2 separate regions of the Homo sapiens genome follow, and region 1 is linked to region 2. A link is a loop called in an ENCODE intact Hi-C map of the cell type or tissue named here. Cell type or tissue: PC-9. All regions are shown on one strand.

Region 1 (2,500 bases), 870 kb before region 2:
TAGACTAGTTAATAGTTCAATAGAAGACTATTGAGTTTGCCTTTTTTTTTTTTTTTAACTCTGCCTTGGTGGTTTATTATTTATGGACTTAGAGGCTTGGGATGTTGCCACCCATGTGGCTGTGAGAGACAGAGGAGAGCTGGCTTATGATTGGCTGACGGGAGTGACCTTGGACTAGGCCACAAGCCTCCCTAAAAGATGTAGAGAGAGCAAATCGCCAGCCCTGTCCCATAACTCCAGGGCGAAGCTGGAGAGACGAGGCCCAGGAAGACAGCAGCTAGTCACCCCTTCCTCTCCTTATGCTCTGCTGTGCTGTCTGAGTTCACTGCTCAAAGACACAACACTGAGAAGCCATGAACACAATGGTGACTAAAATAGGGAACAGACATTCCTTTAATTACCCATACCTGCTCTCACCCTTGGTGCTGGGATGCCAAGTGGGTCACTTCCAAATCCTGTCACCTGAGGCTTATGGGGTCGAGTCAGATGTGCTCAGGCCACTGTGACATCAGCTGGGGCTCTGGCTCCCTTGAGACCAGGTCAGGCTCATCTGAACTCTAGTCTCAAGCTTGGCTGTACATGGCGTCACTGGGGAGCCTGGCTGCACATGGCAATCCCATGATCCCAGTCGGAAAAGTTGATCGTGTTCTGGGATGGGACGTGGACATTGGATGTTTAAATACTCCTCCCATTGCTTCCCCAAGGAACCACTGGACTATAACTCAATTAGAGTCCTGGTCAAAGTCCAGTTGCTCCTAAAACATCTGCAAATTGCAGCAGGTAAAGATAGTCTCATGGTCACATCTGCCTGTGGACACACTTTCCGTGCCAGGTATCTCTGCAAACGTGTAGCCCTTGATTTCCAGTAAATGAAACTCAACAAAGCAAAAGCAAACGGAAATTCCTTCCACCAAAGCTTTGTTTGGGGCAATGAAATTTGTCGGTGATTTCAGGAAATCACCTCCTGCCCTGTGGAACAGTAACCCCCACTTCCTCAAACCCAGCACTGGGTATTTCTGTCCTTGAAATGCCCTTGGCTTCCCTCCCAAAGGTAGTTGCCACTTGACCTTCACATTCCACCCCCTCCCCCCCCCACCAGTCACTGGCCTGATTGTTCCCCTGCCTGCTCTTCGCCGTGGCATTCCCCATCTGTCCACGCATCCTCTCCACTGAGTCCCTCAGCAAGTCCAAAGGCTCCTTTGTGGGGTAGAACCACTCAGCTCTTTGTAGACTTCCCCACACCCATCAAGGTGCTTATAAACCAAAGGCCTTCCTAGTGAACAGGACCACCTTCTTTGTGAGGGACTTGAGATCACTAATAGCAACAGTTATTTATTTATCTATTTATTTTACCCAAATCCAGGACCCTGATGAAAAGACTGAGGAAAATGCTGCCTTTCCTGAATGGCTACCAGGCAGGGAATGATGCTGGGAAGTGTTTACCCCACAGGCTCTGTGCCTTCTCTGACTGGGCAGCTCATGCTGTATGCATGGAGGCATCATTACCAAACACACCTCTGAGGCCAGCGGCCAGCGTCTGACTCACAAGCCATGACTGCCCCACCTTCTTACAACAACAATAGCAGTTTCCCCGTGAGGATTCACCCCTCCTCCCCTCTCACTCCGCCTTTTTCCAGGGAAGCTGACTCTACCCTTTGGACCACAGCTTGGAGCACTTGACCCTGGCTAAGCTGGTCAGGGCAGCGGGTCTCCCTCCCCTGAAGCCTCATGATTGGCATGAGGACAACACGTGACCTATGTGTGGCTGCCCAGGACCCACATAGGCTTAACGGTGGGATTTTGTTTGACTGTGTGATAAGTGGGTTCTTCCTTCCCTGCTGAGTGTGAAGATAAAAAAGACTTGAGGTCTGGGGCCCACTTGGAGCCTGTTTGAGAATGAAGCCAAGTTATGGGAAGCAACAAAACTGAAGAGACAGCAAGGAAACCAGGCCTGGTGGTGCACTCCCAGCTATTCTGGAGGCTGACGCGGGAGGACTGCGTGAGCTCAGCAGTTTGAGGCTGCAATGAGCCATGATTTCACTACTGAACTCCAGCCTGGGCAAAAGAGCGAGACCCTGTGTCTCAGAAAAAGAGAGAGAGAAACAGAGAGCAAGGAGCAGGTGGGTTATAATGGAGTCCCTGCACCAAGCAGAGCCTGATGCCCGCCCTTGCTCTGAACTTCCTAGTTATGTGAACCAACCACCAGGCCAGTTGGGTTGGGTTTCCAGCCCTGTGCTCTTGTCTGTCCTCACTGACAGACAAAAATAACTCATCAGTCGGTTCTCAGACCCACAGTCCCATGACATTTCTTGACTGTTTCAGAAGTAATGCCTCAAGGACCAGCTTGCAGAAAGTGGAGGACCTGCCCCCTGGACCTTACAAGTAGCAGGCCACTCTTAAAAATGCAAGGACCACAGATGTCACCATGACTGAAAAATAGAGGCTGGCCCTGCCTCTGAAGATGCTGCAATGGACTTGTGTTCAAGGAGAAATTGGCTGT
Region 2 (2,500 bases):
GGGATCTGGGTATCCCTGGTCCTGCGGAGGGCCTGAAACCTCTGAATCAAAGGGGAACTGAGCCCAGAACGTGTACCTCTGAGCCTCCAGCCCCTGCTTCCTGCAGCCTTTCACAGGCACACAGGCAAGCTGGGCACCCAGAGACTGCAAGGTCACAGGACATTGCTCACCCCCACACCTCATCTGATGGTTAAGGGAGGAGCCACCAGGAGGCATGAGTGATGCTGAGTGACACCGGATCACCAGATGAAGACCCAGGCCTCACGCCGTCCAGGTCTGCAAGTGGACAGCAGGTGACCATGGCCCTGAGATCAGAGCAATCATCCTGGACTTGTCAGGAAAGTGAACCCGAGTGGGGCCACCTCATTTGGGAACTTCTGCTCTACAGAGTCATGGTATTAAGATGATGGGTTGGGGCTGGGCACGGTGGCTCACGCTTTTAATCCCAACACTTTGAGAGGCTGAGGTGGGCGGATCATGAGGTCAGGAGATCGAGACCATCCTGGCCAACATGGTGAAACCCTGTCTCAACTAAAAATACAAAAATTAGCTGGGAGTGGTAGTGTGTGCCTGTAGTCCCAGGTACTTGGGATGGTGAGGCAGGAGAATCGCTTGAGGCAGGAGAATCGCTTGAACCTGGGAGGCGGAGGTTGCAGTGAGCTGAGATGGCGTCATTGCACTCCAGCCCGGGTAACAGAGTGAGATTCCATCTAAAAAAAAAAAAAAAAAAAATATATATATATATATATATATATATGATGGGTTGGGTTGGGAGGCACTGCTGACCATCTAAAGGGGGCACTGGTGTCTACAGTCCATCCCAAGGGACATACAGCCTCCTCCTTCTGTTAAGTGGGTACTTCAGGGAGCTGAGGGCTTGGCCCAGGCTCTAGGGGGACCATGAACTATTGGTCAGTTGTCAAAGGGGCATCACAGTCACAGCCTAGTCCTGTGCCCCTGGCTTCATCCCAGAAGGTGTGGGACAGTTCGAGTGGCCTGATTTGCCTTCTCTGATACAATTGTCTTGCTTTTACTGAGCTGAGTTTCTCTCTAGGTTTGCCTCAGCACAGCTCTTAAAATAGCAGCCAGTTAGGTTGGCCAGCCTGGAATTTCCTGGAACCGCCCAGCACGGGGCAGTAGGCACTCAGGCCCTCCCTACCTATCTATCCAGGGGCTGCCTGACCCATGGCTCTTTTCCTGCTTCCGATCCCGTCCCACCCTTTGAATTGGGTCAAGAGGGTTTGGTACTGAGTCTATCCAGGAGAGTCCACCACCACTCCCTTCCCCAACCCAGGGTGTAACAGGATAAAAAGGTATTTGGGGGGTTCCCATGGCAGGCAGGCTGTGGGCACACGGGCGTGGGGCCAGAGATGGGGGCCTGGGCATGACACTGTCTGAGGTTACAGGCTCAGCAGCATTCTCTCCATTTGTGGAATTTTTTCTATTAAATTGCACTTTCTCACTTGTTGGGAATGATTCAGAAATTCTCTCAAAGTTATGCTTTGCCGGTGAACTCTCTGGCATTTGAATAAAGGCACAGAGATCACTCCAGGCACTTCCTGGTGAGTTGAGCTGACACACCCGGCCTCTCCTTGGGATGTGTAGGGGTCTCATCTGGCCACGCTAAGACGTTTATGTTTTTCATGTAGGATTTCTTCTTGCTCACATTGGGGAAACCAGTTCACTTAAAACGAAAGAACCGCTACAACAAAAGACAGACAGACAGAGAGACAGACACAAATAGACAGTGGTGCCAGCCTGAGTGCTGGGTCCTGAGCACAGAGGAATGCAGGGCTCCCAGAATCTGGAGTCTGCCATCTCTCCACTTCCCCTGATTAGGGAGGACAGGGAAAGTCAGAGAATTAGAACAGGACTCTCTGGCACTGATGTCTGTTAACATTAAAGTATGGTGGTCCAACTTGAAGATATTTCTGCTCCCTGCCCCTGTGGGATCAAACCCTTTCCACATGGAACGCTGTCCCCTTGATACACACTCCACATTCTGAGTGTGTCATAAGTGCCCAGCCGGGGGTGACCCCAGGACACAGCTGTGAGCCAGGCAGACCTGCCCAGGCCCTCATGAGGCCTTGTCTTGCCCCACCCTTCCCTGGCCATGTGGCCTCTCTCAGCCTGTGGGGCACACTCTACAGGCCTGGGCCTGTCTATGCCTTCCAGGTGCCTTTGTACATCCACTGACATGTTAGGTGTTGCTTTTATATAATGCAAACTTTGGGCATGATTAATTTGAGGATTTTGGGACCTTCTCTTTGCCTGCAGAAAACATCCATTTCCCTTGGTTAACATTTCTACTTCCCAGGAAATGAAGCTGACACAGACTGCCCCTTCCTGGGGTGGCGGTGGGAGCTCATCTTGCCCCAGTGCTCTGTCTCTCTCTGCCTCTACGTCTCTCTCTCTCTCTGTCTCTGTGTCTCTCTCTGCCTCTGTCTCTATGTCTCTCTCTGTCTCTGTCTCTGTGTCTCTCTCTGTCTCTATGTCTCTC

What was found. Hi-C counts contacts between places; a loop is a spot of excess contacts. Peaks named below come from ENCODE experiments on the same cell type or tissue, not always from the same donor. Only the 100,000 strongest peaks of a DNase experiment are listed, where the experiment ranks them.
Region 1: a loop joins it to region 2, with 6 times the contacts of the local background. A loop is called at or near these places in 1 of 110 quality-filtered maps.

What each region holds. Positions count from the first base shown.
Region 1 is chr20:23,628,329-23,630,828 of GRCh38, reverse strand. It overlaps a transcript of CST3 not described here. Among named protein-coding and RNA genes, the nearest start is that of CST3, 8.4 kb to the left of the region's middle. In PC-9, no CTCF peak of the experiment used is centred here; a DNase peak (open chromatin) is centred at 1,538; H3K27ac peaks cover 1,648 bases.
Region 2 is chr20:22,762,365-22,764,864 of GRCh38, reverse strand. No RefSeq gene overlaps it. Among named protein-coding and RNA genes, the nearest start is that of LINC01747, 78 kb to the right of the region's middle. In PC-9, no CTCF peak of the experiment used is centred here; DNase peaks (open chromatin) are centred at 1,474 and 2,024; H3K4me3 peaks cover 678 bases; H3K27ac peaks cover 2,500 bases.